Regions from separate parts of the Mus musculus genome. Here region 1 is linked to region 2. Evidence: chromatin loops called from intact Hi-C (ENCODE). Cell type or tissue: heart. All regions are shown on one strand.

What was found. Peaks named below come from ENCODE experiments on the same cell type or tissue, not always from the same donor. Only the 100,000 strongest peaks of a DNase experiment are listed, where the experiment ranks them.
Region 1: a loop joins it to region 2, with 2.2 times the contacts of the local background. A loop is called at or near these places in 3 of 42 quality-filtered maps.

The regions. Positions count from the first base shown.
Region 1 is chr10:42,522,812-42,530,811 of GRCm38, reverse strand. Snx3 (sorting nexin 3) reads right to left here. Exons shown (of 4, transcript NM_017472.4): 2 at 4,763-4,858. Among named protein-coding and RNA genes, the nearest start is that of Snx3, 25 kb to the right of the region's middle. In heart, a CTCF peak has its summit at 7,717; no DNase peak of the experiment used is centred here; H3K27ac peaks cover 488 bases.
Region 2 is chr10:42,307,771-42,315,770 of GRCm38, reverse strand. Afg1l (AFG1 like ATPase) reads left to right here. Exons shown (of 13, transcript NM_145743.2): 13 at 2,155-3,186. The coding sequence ends at 2,280. Among named protein-coding and RNA genes, the nearest start is that of Foxo3, 35 kb to the right of the region's middle. In heart, a CTCF peak has its summit at 7,447 (motif pointing left); a DNase peak (open chromatin) is centred at 7,430; H3K4me3 peaks cover 998 bases; H3K27me3 peaks cover 50 bases.

The sequences.
Region 1 (8,000 bases), 220 kb before region 2:
CAAGAGGGGGGCAACAGAAAACAGCAGCAAGGAAATGAACAGGAAACCGAGCAGATGCTCAAGACACACTCTGCAATCCCTTCCTTCCTAGATCTGCTCTTCGATGATTTAAAGGACTTACTTCCAGAAGTCTCTGTTAGAACCAACACATCTCTTTCCCACATTGTCAATGTGTCAAATTAAGTGTTAAAACCTGCACAGAGAAAGGACCCTGTCCCACAGTTCTAACAGCGCCTACATGGAGGGAAGATACACATACAAAATGGTCTATTAAGGAAAAAAAAAGGCTGGGAGGTGTGTGTGTGTGGGGGGGGTGGGGGTGACACACACCTTTAACCCCAGCACTAGGGAGACAGAGTCAGTCCAGGTCTCTGTCGTTTGAGGCCAGCCTGGTCTACATAGTGAGTTTCAGGACAGTCAAGACTACACAGAGAAACCCTGTCTCAGAAAAATCAAAAAAGGTGGAGATATGCTCAGCAGGTAAAAGCACGGAGCACTGGCTGCTCCTACAGAGGACCCAGGTTTAACTCCCAGAAGGCAAATGGCAGCTCACAACTCTGCAGCTCCATTTCTCAGACTTGGGCCTTCCCTGGCATACAAATAAAATGTAAGATCACAACAAAATAGCCCACCCCAACCAAAAACAATAGAGCAGTGTACTAAAGAATCACCTTTAATTCAAGAGAAAGATGCGTAAGATGCTGTGCTGTATTTTCAAGGTTTCATGTAGCCCAGGCTATCCTTGAGTTTATGACCACTCCCCCAACCCTGCTTCCACCTGGGATTATAAGCTTTGGTCACCACGTAGACATTTTTGTTTCCTGTAGATATATATTCTTCCTAACAATGTTCAAAATAGTAAGTAGAATGGACCTTATAATTAGCAGGCCAGATACCTATAGAAGTCATGAATGGCTTATCTAGCAAAGATCCTCTTAAGCATCAAATAAATTAAGAAAACGTTGCTACATTTGCTGACTTATTTGTGCATGTGTGTGCTTAAGTGTGTAGCACATGTATGTGCACACTCCTAAAGGTGCGCGTGTGGATGACTCACAGGAGTCAGATCTTTGCTTCCCTTGTGTGAGCTCAGGTCATCAGGCAAGTGCCTTTATCTGCTGAGCATCTATCTCAGCAGCGTCATAGCCAACAATCTTTAAGTAGAACGAAAAGATTTAATTAGAATGCCTTTACTTCAGCTCAGATGGCCTCAATCATTCCGTGGCTAAGGATGACCTTATGCTTCTGGCCCCCCTACTGGGACTACCTGCAGGTGCCATCACGCTGGGTTTGTGTAGTGCAGGGATCTGAACTCAGGGCTCTGTGCATCAGAGGCAAGCACTCTACTGACTGCTGCATATATTCAAAGTTAATCAGAATTCTTTTTATCAATCTGCAGCCAGGAGTAGTAGGGCACACTCGTAATTTCAACATGTAGAAGCAGGAGGAAAAGACCTCAAGGTTATCTTTGGTTACACGGAGTTTGAGGGCAGTCTAGACTGTGTGAGACCCTGTCTAGAACACTAACACTTCTTGTATTTGTTTCTGTATGTGGGTTAAAAGGAAGATGTCTGCTAAATATACTGTTGAAAGCTAAAGAATCAAACCATGATGACAGATATTGAATGTCAGTTTCTAGCATAGGCCTTCGAGAAAAACAAATAACAGAAGGACCCACGTATGTTGCTCTTCGAAATGATGTGAGTAAGATTTCCAAACAGGCTGGACTCCCAAGATGCTTGCATAGTCCATGAGTACAAAGTAGAATGGCCCACAAAGACTGCAGAGCAGATAGATAGATGGTAAGGAACCTGGAGTTACTGTTTTACACTTTAGACAGTACAACATAATAAAAAGGCAGCCCAACTAAACAGACAAAATATCTCAGTCCACTTTTCTCCAAAGAGCACAGACTCAAGGAGTAAATGAAAAAAAGGTCAGCAGCAACACTGGCCACCAAATGGACACCAAAAGCCCAGTGATCCACTCACTCCCTACGCGACCAACACGGCTAAGAGTGATAAGCAGCACCGGAGAGCCGTGGGTTGCTCACACTGAGGGCAGGAAGGAGAATGAAATGCTGCACATACGGTACAATGGCACGGGAGCTGAAAGACAAACCTGGCTGGGCTACAAGGTGAGTTGGATGCTAGTCTGGGCAGCTTTCAACTTTCAAAAGAGAGCAGGCGTAGTTATGGGCTGGCAAGATGGATCAGGGGGTAAAGGCACGTCTGCCAAGCCTCATTTGATTACCTCCAGTGTAAAAAGAGAACTCACTCCTGAGAGCTGTCCTGGCTGTGACACTCATGACTGCAGGCACACATGCACATACCCAAATGTAATAACAAAATCTTAAGTTATGTAATTCAGCAACATAATCGTAGGTGGTTAGTCAAGAACAGTAGCAACCTAAGCATCTATCGAATGATGAATCGCTAGAGATCGGTACCTATCTTTGTGGATGGGCATTCTTCTAACGCGTGAGTCCCTGGGTTTCATTCCTAAGATGGCAAATGAAGAAAGATAATAAGAGCTGGAAAGATAGCTTGCTGGCTAAGAGCACTGACTGCTCTTCAAGAGAACCCAGGTTCCATTTCCAGAACACACATGGCAGCTCACACTGTCTGTAATGCCAGTTTCAGGACAGCTGACACCTTCTGGTCTCTCTGCACACACAGAGCACAGACAGACAGACAGACAGATATACAGGCAAACACCCACACACATAAAATGATAAATAAATCTTTTAAAAAAGGAAAACTATTGGGCAAATAAAAAAATGGTCTTTCTATACAACAGGCTATTATTTTGCAATAAAAATCAATAATGGGCCAGGGAGATGGCTCGACAGTTAAAAGCCCTTGCAGTTTTTACAGAGAACCCAGGTTCTGTTCCCACCATATACACAGCAGCTCACAACCATCTGTAACTCCAGTCCAGCGGATCTGATGCCCTACTCTGGTCTCCTCAAGTACCTGATAAGCCTTCATATGAGGCAAAATAATAAGCACACAAAATGAAATCTTTTAACAAGTGTGACATGTGCTACAATAGGATAAAACCTCGAGAACATGCAAACTGAGAGAAGCAGCATACAACACTAGGTATTCTGTGCTGCCATAAGGCCATAAAGTGCATACACGGTTGACAAGGATGGAGAGGAGAAGCTGAGAAGAGACTGGCCATCACTACCTAGAGACAGACACAGGAGTCCTTTTTACTCTTTCTCTCCCTTCCTCTTTCTCCCTTCTTTTCTCTAGAGATGGTCTTGTCATGCTGCTCTAGCTGGCCTGGGACTGTAAACCTACAAGGTCATGAACTTTCAGCAACCCTGCCTCTGTTGCCCGAGTGCTGGGACTACTCACAGGTAGGTAGGTTCCAGCGGGCTGAGCAAGCTTCTTTTAAAAGGATAATTGATGATAATGAGTTCCTACACTGTGGTTATGGGCTGTGTAATTCTGAACATCTTAGGTGAATTATATCACTAACTGTAAAGCACACAATTTATCTCTTGATAAAGCAGTTGCTGGGGGGGGGGAAAGTATATAATCAGCAACATTTATTAAACATTCCAGGAGCTGGAGAGATGACTCGGTGGTCAGGAACACTGGATGCTCTTCCAGGACCCCGTTTTAACTCCTAGCACACACATGCAGCTCACAACTGTGTGTAACTCCAGTTCTAAGAGGATCCAGCACCCTCATGCATACATACTTGTAGGCAAAACACCCATGGACTTAAAATAAAAATAAATAAATCATTTAAAAACATTCCAGTGTGCATATAAGCAATGTTTGGGGGAAAAAATGCAGCCTACCAAAATACTTCTTCATGGTCATTAAAATTTTTATTTTCCTAAATTGTTCAATTTGCCTTATTTTTTATCATATACATACATATGAATGTACATACATTTGATTTTTGAGATAGGGTTTCTCTTTGTAGCCCTAGCTGTCCTGAAACTGACTAGCCTGAACTCAGAGATCCTCCTGCCTCTGTCTCCTAGGATTGAAGGCGTGGGCCACCATGCCTGGCTTTATGTTTTTTATTTCCTACTTGTTTTAGACAGTTAGATCTTCTATCTACAATTACCAGCAGCCGTATATTGTAGTCCTTAATACTCTCCAGATTTTCCAAAGTCTTTAACTGAATTCACCTGTCCACTGATTTCTATGTGGTTTGGTACATGCTAAACATGCACTTTGCCACTGAGATGCACCCCTGGTCTCTACTCATGATATCTGTGTTATAAACTATGCTCCTATAAAAACCTGGGTTTAGCTTTTAAACTCCTCACACTCTGCTAAGTCTGTGTGCACAGCCCCAAAACAATATCATATATAAGACTTCTCAGGTGTGTCTCCTATGCCCACACAAGCTCATCTCAAGAATATCCATCTACCAGACAATAAGATCATCATTTTTATGAAACTTCTACATACGTGTGAGATAATAAAATATGCAGACTATGAGTTAAACAAAATTGGAAAATTATACTGCCCTTGAGGATGAGGAAGGACTGAGAAGGGCTATTACAACGTCAAGCTGCAAAGGCCCAGTTGCACTACTGAGCAGAAAAAAGAGCTCTGAACAGTGAGGACGACTGTCCTCTACTCAGGTACAGCCTGAGATGGACCCTTCACATAAGTCCTGCACCGGCTTTCACCCACATTCTGGAGCTCTTAAGTTAGAACTGGCACATTTTGCTTTAAAGTTACATGGTAAGTCAGAAAAGCATAGCTCCACTGTAAATAAGTCTTACCTTGCTCTCTCTTTCTAGTTCACTTCGAAGCCACTCAAAGTCACTGTATCTTCTTCTAACAGTAGATTCCTTCAGCTTGAAGATAGGAAGATTTGTCTGAAAGCAAAACAGTCACTCCTAAGTTGAAGAACATTAAGACATTCAGAAAGGGAGGGAAATGTCTGGCACACTGATAAGGTGACAAACATGGTTACCATACAAACACTGTAACATTATTAAGCACAATGCCCAGGCTAAGCCTTGACTACCCCTCACTATGTAGACTAGGCAGGCCTTGAACTTGCTATCATCCTGTCCTGGCCAGTTAACTCTTCTTTTGGCAATGCTGGGCCGGAGCAGCGGCTCCTCACACCAACCTGAGTCTCATCTCCAGTTCAAAAATGTAACTGTTTTGTTTTCTCCTTTGAAATTCACTTCTCTTGAATGTGGGTGAGAGGGTGTCTGGGTGTGCACGTGGAGGTCTGAGCACAACCTTGTGGGTTAGTTCTTTCCTTCTACCATGTTTTGAAGTAGGGTGTCTTGTTTTAGCTGCTAATCTGTGTATTCTCGTGTGTCTGGCCTGCCAGCTCTGAGCGAGTCATCCTGCTGTCGGAAAGCTGGGGTTACAGAAGCCTGCCACCATGTCATCCAGCTTTCCAGCAGGGGTTCTAAGAGGCTGAACATGCATGGCAAGCACTGTCATTTGCTGAGCATCTCCCTAGACCCTAAATGGTACCCTTAATTTACAACCTTAGGGTACCCAAAAGGTCAGGGAGTGTTAGAATTTATTTATCACTAGGAGAAAATTAGGAGTCATATAAAACAAAACAGACCCTAACATAAAGGGTAACTAAGGGGCTGGAGAGAGCAAGAATCCTTCTGCAGGATCAAGTGCAGCCCTCCACACCCATGCTGGTGGCTCACAACCACTTGTAACGGGTTCCGAGAGATCCAGTACCTTCTCTGGTCTCTGGCTACTGTACTCATGGGCACATGCCCATAGTCTTTAAACGATGCAGAGCTTTACAGGGGAGGGCATTTTAAGAACTGAGACCATGATGCTGAGTATTCGGAGGTTAGTCATAATGCAACACAATTTTTGGACTAAAGACTACTTGTTGCTATTTCTGCCAACTTTGGGGGAGTGGGTGGGCATGGAGGGAGGCTGAAACAAGGCCTCTCTATATAGCCCTGGCTATCCTGGAACTCACTATGCAGACCAGGTTGACTCTGAACTCACAGGTATCTTCCATCTCTGCCTCCTAATAGCACTGAGATTAAAGATGTGCACCCCCAGCATTCCTGATCCAGTAACAAGAGGGTCCCGATGGCCAGGGCAGGTAAAGGTGCACTTTCTATCAAGCAAAAATCCAATGCCAGAAACTCATGCGATCCAAGGCGGGGAGCTAACTACTGCAAGCTGTCCTGACTTCCACATGGGTACTGTGGCATGTGCACGTGTTCACATACAAATAAACAAATGTTAAGGAACATTCAAATAAGAATTGGCTGGGGGGCGAGGTGCAGCTTAGTAGTAAAGTGCTTAACTGGAAAGCCGAGGTCCTGGATTCAATCCCTAGCTGAGAAAAAAACAAAACCACAAGTCCATTTTTATCATTAGCCAAAAAAATATTTTAATATGCATGTAAGAATTATAATCCTTGTACTCTGGAGGCAAAGTGGGATATCAAGTGCAAAGTCCCTGTTACAAAGTTTACCGTAGAGCTCAGAAATTACTTCATGCAGCAAATGCCAAGCTCTATTAAAGTTCTACTTAATTCTACCGACTCTCTTGGGTCAATTTTATTCTTAATTCAGTATTGCACTTGGAAACTGAAAACTGTTTTATAGCTGAGAATCAAAAAAACCCTGAGGCACCTGGAGGTGAGCACTTCCTGCTGTGTAGACCAAGGCACCGACCTTGCTGTGGCGTCCATTGCTTCGAGCACTCTGCTCACTAGCTAAGTTTAATGCCGTCAGTAAACAGAAGAATGCCTTCTATTCATCAGGACCTTGAGTTCAGTTTGTAGTGGTGTCAATTTTTTCCAAAGTGTATTCCCTTCTATGTTGTACAGCTTAAAGCTTGGAGCCTTCTGCAGATGCTACTGGGCATAACAGCGTATAGGTTTCAAGCATGAAACCCGACCTCACGAGAGGTTTGAAAGCACTTGAGCTTTCTTTCCCAGGTAACCACAACATTTGTTCATTGTATTAATGACTAGGAGCAAAATTGCACCTAACAAGACTCTTATTATACTAAAAGTCAAACTTGCCTTTAAGAGGCGCTGGCTTGCTATACAGAGGGGCATTCTCACTCCTCAGAAGGGAAAGCACCAGGTCCCCTGGAGAGCGGGATGATGATTCCCAGAAAGAAAGCGCTGGATTATGTCTCTCTAATTTCACCCACTGGCTTTTTAGCCAGGCTCACCCTTCCGCATTAAAATATTAAGTCTTTGTAAGTGTCTAAAGATAGAAAGGTCTTTACAGAGCTGAGTGTTTCTGCAGGTGAGATTTTACATTCTGAATTCCCTCCTCTCAAATTACTTTACAAAAGGGATTAACTGCTCTCTTTATTCAGTATGTTAAGATCAAGCCTGTGAAAAGAGGTCCCCAAGAATTTTCATACTTCTGGGTACGGAAGTCTGTAAAGTTAATCTCTCAAACAACATATCAAGCTTACAGGTACAATGTTGAGGGCAGAGAGCCAGCTCGGCTCATTTTACCTCCCATTTTCCCTTTTGAACTTTTGACACAATCATGATTATATCTGATTCTCTCTAATTGAGTGAGGAATGAGAGGAAAGTCTCTTCCCTTCTATATTAGCTTGTAGTTTTTCTATTTGAAAAGGGATCTTTAAAGTTTACTCAGCTGGATATAATTTCTCTTCTTGTACAAGTGCTACACTGGAGTTCTGACAAGGTCTAGCAGGAAACTCTGGGCTTAGGGTGTGACGGACTAATGACGGGAGAGCCTTTGCCCAGTAGAGGCTCTCTAGCACTGTAAGAACAAACAATCAGATTATTATTTTCCCATTACACTTAGAATACTGAGCTTGACTGCAGGTGTCTGTCAATGTTTTTCCTAATTAATTTCAGGAGCAGCTAGCAAGGCCAGCATTAGATATAAGGCTCAGAACTGTCACCCTCAGCTACAGAAGTGTGAGACCTGCCTGTACTATATATATGTCTCAAGAATCAAGTTTTCTTGAGGCTTAGCATTTAGAAGCACTGGCTACTCTTCCAGAGGACCCGGGTTTGA
Region 2 (8,000 bases):
GCAGCTAACAAGTTCTAGGGTATCTGATGCACTTTTTGGGCTTCTGTGCAACATGGTGCATAGACACATGCGCAGGCAAGACACCCATACATGTAAAATAAATAATTAAATCTTAAACTTAACTGCCAAGAATGGGGACAGCATTCTTCCAGGCCCAACAGTAAATTCTTTTCGACCCGAATAGACGTTTTTCATCTTTGGGTAAAATTTGAAAACATGATTGTTTTATGTGACCTACTCTTCAGACCACTGTAGCAAAATAGCGTAACATATATGGCATATCCACCATGGAAGCTGTTTCTCACAGTTCTGACTCGGAGGTCAAGTTATTTTGTCATATGCCTCATGTGGCAGAAGGAAGGGTCATCCTGGGTCTTCCTTGGGAAGACACCATTGCTATTCTTGAGGACCCCACTCTCAAGAATTAATCAACAGAGCCCCAAGGCTCTGTCACATAATGTCACTCCTTTGAGGGTGAAGGGCTAAGGTTTCTTTCTTTTAAAAAAAAAATTGTGTGTGTGTGTATATATATATATATATATATATATACACACACACACACACACACACACAAACACACACACACACACACACACCACTCACTGTAGCTGTTTTCAGGCACACCCAAAGAGGGCATCAGATGTCATTACAGATTATTGTGAGCCACTATGTGGTTGCTGGGATTTGAACTCTGGACCTTTGAAAGAGCAGTCATTGCTCTTAACCGCTGAGCCATCTCTCCAACAAGGGCTAAGGTTTCAACATGGACATTTTGGAAGATACAAACATCCAGACTATAGTGGTATAGGATTAACTGTTTAAAACCCCCGTGTGAGGGCTAGAGAGATGGCTCAGCAGTTAAGAGCACCAATTGCTCTTCCAGAGGTCCTGAGTTCAATTCCCAGCAACCACATGGTGGCTCACAACCACCTGTAATGGGATCCAATGCCCTCTTCTGGTGTGTCTGAAGAGAGCAATGGTGGTGTACTCATATGCATAAAATAAATATATAAATCTCTTCCAAAACAAAACAAAACAAAAACCCATGTGAGAGCTATAGCTATGTTGCCTCTCAAGGTGTAATGCCTATTATACAGTCCTTGTCCTTGTTGATTTCCAGGCATGTACCCAAGGGGCTAGTCAGTCAAGTTAGTTTCTCACAGAGGCTCTTAACATGTTTGCAAGAGTCGGGGTTCAGACACAGGCCCATGTGAGCTCAGGCCATCGTGGAGAAGTCGGGGAACGTGACTCAGAGTCCTAGAGTCACGGGGACCCTGTGGGGAAGATGGGTTCAGGAGCATAGATAGACATTTTCTCTGGAAGAACTTAAGAGCAAACCCCCAAGGAGAGAAAGGAAAATCCAAAGCCATCCTCATGACCACACGCCATGTTGACATTCCCAGTCCTAAGGGTGCTGCCTGGAGTCACAGCGGAAGGCTCCCAGCCAACCGCCTCAGCAGATACCAAATACCTGCAGCGAGGACCAAAGCTGCTCTACTCTTTACAAAGTCGGATCAGGCAGGTTCTCCAGGGCCAGGAGCCACAGAACCTCCCAGCCTCTCAGTCTAGAAAGGGCTCCTTGAAGAGCTTCCTAAATTATTAGAATTGCTGATCTCTCTCTCCCTCTCTCTCTCTCTCTCTCTCCCCCCTCTCTCTCCTCTCTCTCTCTCTCTCTCTCTCTCTCTCTCTCTCTCTCTCTCTCTCTCTCTCTCGGGTGGGGGTGGGGTGGGAGGGTAAGACAGTGTTGTTTTGAATTTACAATCTTCCTGTCTTAGCCTACGGAGTTCTGGGATTAGAGGGCAAATCACCGTGCCTGGCAAAATTATTTTTGCTCTTGGCTGCTTTTGGAGAGAGATTTCTTTCTAGCATGTTCCTTTAGAATTTGCAGCAAACTTCCATTCTGAGCAAAACCTTTCTGTTCTTGGCTTTGAGCTAATATTCTTTTCTTCTTCTTCTTCTTCCTGGTTCTGTTGATTATCTATTGGTTTACGTCAGTTGATACTTTAGTCCCATTTGAGAGATTACCTATGGAAAAATATATTATCTAAGTCGATTAGGGTGAAGGTTTCTTTAAACCGGGGTTTGTTTCTGCAAGACTTCCTTCCGAGTAACGGTTCTCACAGTGGCTGGCTTCTGGGTCTGTTCTGCTCACAGGACTCAGCCGGGCTCTCCATGTTTACGGGGGAGGAGGAAATCTTCGCCTTTCAGCGCACCATTTCCCGGCTCACAGAGATGCAGACGGAGCAGTACTGGATTGAAGGGGACAGAAGCAGGAAGTAACTGCCACTTTGACAAGATTAAAAGGAAAAGGTGACTGGTTAGGGCTGCGAGACAGTGAGATGTCACTGCGAGACGTCACTGCGTCACCGAGACGTGACGGGGATCATTTCGTCATCATCAATGCACTTTGCCCTCTGGACTGCTGCGTCTGTGGCAGTGGATGGACACACTGAAGAATTCTGTCTCCTTTGTAGATCCGAGTTTATTTATAAAGTGGAATCATCACTCTTGAAGATTACTGCAAACCCTGACATGTGTGCGCTGTCTGAATCATGAACGCACAGGCAGAGTATGCAGGATGTCTGTGCACCTCCCAGCTTCGGCTGCACAGTAGTCACACTGTAGAAATACATTCGCTGTAAGAAACAAGTGGCATCCTACTGTTCAGGTTAAAACAAAGAAAGCCTTCTGAACATAACTGAAGGGAAAAGCACTTTACGTTGGCCTCTGTATTCCTGTCAGTTAGTTGGTTAGGAATGGCAATAACCTTTGGGCCTCAAGGTTTCCTCAGCTCTAGAAAGAACACGTGTCTAACCAGCAGATCCAGGTTAGCAGGCAGTGCCTGAGCCCATGAGGACATAGGTTATAAAGCCATCAGGTAAGGAGCAAGTAGAAAATTCCAGCTGATTGGCAGGTCTCCCCTCTGACAGACAGCCAAAATGGGGCAGGTTCCAGGATCCTGATTGGTCGAGTGCTGGAGGAGGCAGAGCCAGAGCCACACCCACAGGAGCATGGACCATCCCTCCCTCCCCCCATCACCCAAGGTTTCCACTCTGTTCACTAGCTTCTGCTTGCACTACAGAGTCCACTCCCTGTCCTTGATCCTGAGTCACAGAGTTGGGCCTTGTAGGAAACTGGAAGGACACTTGATAAATCTTCTATAAATAAAAGTTGGTTTCTCCTTCATTGAGCTTGTCTGATTCATTTATGTAAAATCCATCTTTGCTGAATTTTATCACCAAAGGGAATTGGGTTGCAGTTATTTTAAAGGGCTGGAGAGATGTGTTGGTAGTTAAGAATGCTCGCTGATCTCCCATAGGACCAGAGTTCAATTCCTAGCACCCATTTTGGGTGGTCCGAAACAATCTGCAACTTAACTCCAGGGGCACCCACATGCACATGCTCACCTACCCGCACAGACAAACATACATACACATACATTAAAAATAACTCTTGTTTTTTAAAGAAGAGAATCTTAAGTTCTGGGCCAGTGAGATGGTTCAGCAGACAAAAGAAGCTTGCGGCACAGCCATGACAGTGTGTGGTTCAATCCCCAGGAGCCAGAGCTGACGGAGAGAACCAGTTTGTCCTGACTGCCACACCCATGCCTGTACTTACCACACACACACACACACACACACACACACACACACACACACACACACACACACACACACAGTTTAAAAACCTTAATTCCTTTTCAGAAAAGAAAAACTATGACCCCCCCCCCCATGTGAAAATCAACTGTTTGGGAGAGTAGTCAGTCATGTGCCTCGTATCAATATAAATACATTCCATGAGGCTATTTGTCATTTAATGATCTGTCCACATTCTATTTTAGATATTAACTCTTTTATGTCAAGCAGAGAGATAACCAGAGAAGCCAAGCATTGGAAAAGTCTGAATTAGGGCTTCTGAACGTTAAATGTGGTATGACTGTATGTATGATCATACAGATGGATGGATGGATGGATGGATGGATGGTTGGATGGGTGGATGGTTGGCAGATGGATGATGGATGGATGGGTAAATGGAAGGGTGGATGGATGGGTGGCAATGGATGGATGGGTCGGTGGGTGGATAGATGGATGGGTGGGTGGCAGATGGATGGATAGAAGGGTGGATGGATGGGCAGGTGAATGGGTGGACAAATGGCAGCTGGATGATGGATGTATAGGAGATGGATGGATGGATGGATGGATGGATGGATGGGTAGGTGGGTGGGCAGATGGATTTTTGTGATGCTGGCTACCAAACTCGGGGTCTTCCCCTATGCTAGGCAAGTGCTGCACCACTGAACTATATCACTACCTGGAAGATACTTTTCCTGAAGTGAGACACTGAATTCCATAGAGAATAAATGAAGAGAGAAGGCCTGGAGAGATGCTCAGTGGTTTGGAGTGTGTACTGCTCTTGCAGAGGACCTGAGTTTTGTTCTCAGCAACCACAATACGCAACTCTGATCTCTTCTAGCTTCCAAGGGCACCTGCACACATGTACACACACACACACACACACACACACACACACACACTTAAAAAAAAAACTCCTTGAAGAACATAGCTCACTATGTCCCAAGTTAATACTAGATAGTTCAGTTATATTGGTTTACAAAGTAGACCTACAAAGAGAATTACAGATCAGGAAACTAAGGCCTAGGAGACTGAAGTCACTGGAGGTCACTTCAGAGGTTCACATCTCACATCTATGAATTCATTTCATTTTACCGTGTAGAAACAGAACCATTTGATCATGACTTGTGAGTATCCACGCACTAACAGCACAGCTGCTGTTCTGAGCTAAGTAGAAACAGCTTAACTTTGTTTTTAAATCGTGTGTGTGTGTGTGTGTGTGTGTGTGTGTGTGTGTGTGTATCTGTGTGTGGTGTCTCTGTGTATATCGGTGTCTTTGTATGTCTCTGTATCTCTATTTGTGTGTGTGTATGTGTGTGTCTGTTTGTGTGTCTCTCAGTATATCTGTGTGTGTGTGTCTGTGTGTGGTGTCTCTGTGTGTGTCTCTGTAGGTCTCTGTATCTGTGTGTGTGTCTGTGTGCCTCAGTGTTTCTATGTGTGCCTCTATGTAGGTCTCTGTGTGTATGTGTGTCTGTGTGTCTCAGTGTCTTGGTGTGTATGTGTGTGCTTCTATGTAGGTCTGTGTGTGTGTCTCAGTGTCTCTGTGTGTATGTATGTGCCTCTGTGTAGGTCTGTGTGTGTGTATGTGTGTGTATGTGTGCCTCTGTGTAGGTCTCTGTGTGTGTGTCTCAGTGTCTCTGTGTGTATGTGTGTGCCTCTGTGTAGGTCTGTGTGTGAGTATGTGTGTGTGTGTCAGTGTGTATGTGTGTGCCTCTGTGTAGGTCTGTGTGTGTGTATGTATGTGTGTGTCAGTATGTATGTGTGTGCCTCTGTGTAGGTCTGTGTGTGTGTGTGTGTCAGTGTTTCAGTGTATATGTGTGTGTCTCTGTGTAGGTTTGTGTGTGTCTGTGTGTCTCAGTGACTCAGTGTGTATGTGTGTGCCTCTGTGTCGGTCTCTGTGCACAGTGCTGAGGTCTCAACCCAAGGCCTCACATGCCAGGCATCTGTCTCTCAGCCACGCCCCAATTCTAAAGCTTAGCTTTTGCCTTCCACATTTCTTAAAATGTAATAAAAAAAGACAGTGTAGATGGATAGACAGATGGACAGAGGACTGACCAAAAAAGGAACTGTCCCCGAGTGTATGGTATTGCTGGCACAGTGCCCCCACGCCAGTTTTTGTTCAAGGTCCAGGTTTGGACCTTAAAAGCTTGTTTGGAGATTTCCAAAGAAACATTCCGCACTCTGCACACTACAGTAAGGCAGGCCCCTGTTGGAGAGGGTTGTCTTCAACAGGGAGAAGCTTCAGGAAGGACGCATGGACTGAAGAGGAAAAAGCAGGGGGCACCTACCAACCCAGCCATGTCAGCCAAACCAACGTAGTGATCAGCTCATGGCAGATGGCACAGCCACATCAGCCTCATGCCTGAGGTCAGGCAACTCCCAGTGTAGGTGGCGTGTCACCCTGCTACTGAAGAGTTTAGACAGCGTTTAAAAACACCGTGTCTGTAGGGTGAGCTGTAGCACAAGGCTCTGCCTGCGTTACTGCAGGGTGCACATCTCCCATTCCCTTCTGTCCCTCCAGACCCCCAGCTCCCTAAGCCTTGTTTGGGGAGGCATTGGTGGAAGGGGCTGTATCAGTTGGGAGTGGGGTTCAGAGAGGAGGGCTGGAAGGCCCTGTGAGGGTTCTGCCTCCGTATCAGGAGGCAGGAGGATGGCGTTCACACATGCTGGAAATGATCCATCAGCATCCTGTTCTCTTCCCAAGGTCGGTCTCACAAGTCAGCATGCAAGAAAAAGGGAAAACCAGAAAACAACATGGCAGCCAGACCAAAAGGAAATGGGTGGTGGGATCCTTCAGCAAGCACTCAGATGCCCAGGACCAGAGGGGGCTGGACTCTGAGTGTTCCTCAGACTTGGGGCATTGCATATTTGTAATGAGCTATCTTTGGAATGAGACTACAACTTAAACAGACAATCAATTAAGTTTCACATACACCTTCTACATATAGCACCAAAATAATTTATATGACATTCCTAGTGCACCTGCATTTTAAATACATTCATTCCATGTTATATTATATATTACATGCATGGGTGTGTTGCCCGCGTGTGCATGTGCACCCTGTTGTTCATGCCTGGAATCTTCAAAGACCACAAGAGGGAATCAGATCCCCTAGAACTGGAAATACAGATGGTCGCGAGCTGTCACGTGGGTGCCAGGAACTGAACCTGGGTCCTCGAGGAGAGCATCAAGTGCCCACATTTTGACACTAACTTCTAAACACTTCATTTCCCCGCCTGTAAAATTCACACGTGGAAAAAAAAACCCAAGTGAGTGGGGCCAATATCTCCCAATTCAGCGTTGGAGTGTGTCCGGCCTTGAGTCTGTCCTCATGCTGAGTCAGCATCTCCGGAGGAATCCCAGGATTCCACCTAGGCAGCGGCGAGTCTGTCAGCTCTGGGAGGTCTTCCTCAGCCCTGACTGTGGCCTTAGGTGGTCTGCATTCTTCAAGAACCAGGAAACCCTTGTACTGGTTTTTACTACGTGACTCTTCTCAATTTTCTTTCAAAGGAGTGTTCTGAAGAGAGCAATAGCAAGCTTGCGGCAGATTGGTAGAGGCTTAACTGGGTAACGGGCTGACAACATAATCGGAAAGGTTCCATCCATGACTGTTGTAAATTATCCATCCTTGAGGAATGCGAAACTGAAAATGCAGCCTCCCTGGAGGTTTTCATTCCGGGGAGCAAGGACCGCAGCCCTCAGCCGCACTCCCTCCAAGGACACAGGCTGAGATGCTGGGGGATGTCCTGAAATCCGCTAACAGAAACTGTTGCTCGGTTGGTGGGCTTCAGCCATTTCCCATGACGAGGGCACCATCTTGTGGTCGGTGGGTGAACCGACGGGAAAAGTCTAGAAATTCGGGCTGGGAACTCTCAATGCTTCTTATTCCCAGGCCTGCGCTACCTCCAGAGAGTCAGGCGTCTTTTGAGATCCTCAGTCAATTCAAGAGTGGAGTGTGGTCCCGATATGAGACCCTCTTGTGACTGCTTCGGAGCTCCCTCCCTTTGGCAAGCTTAAATTCCTTCTCTGGGGGAGGGGCTCTGCCCTGGGCTCTCACTCCTAGCTTGGCTGTTCCTAAACAATGACTGGGAACTACAGCACTGTTCCCCTGTCTGTGTGTCTGACTTGGAGTCTTGGCGGGAGCCAACCTGTGGGTAGGAGGGTGGGGGGCTGGGAGGGTGAACTTAACACAAACTGGAATCATCCAAGAGGAGGCAACCTCAACTGACAAAACGCCTCCATAAGATTGGTCTGCAGGCAAGTCTGTGGAGGCATTTTCTTGATTAATGATTGGCTGCTGCCCTGTGAAAAGTAGGCAGTTCCTTCATGGTCTCGGGTTCAGTTCCGGCTTCCTGCCTTGGCTTCCC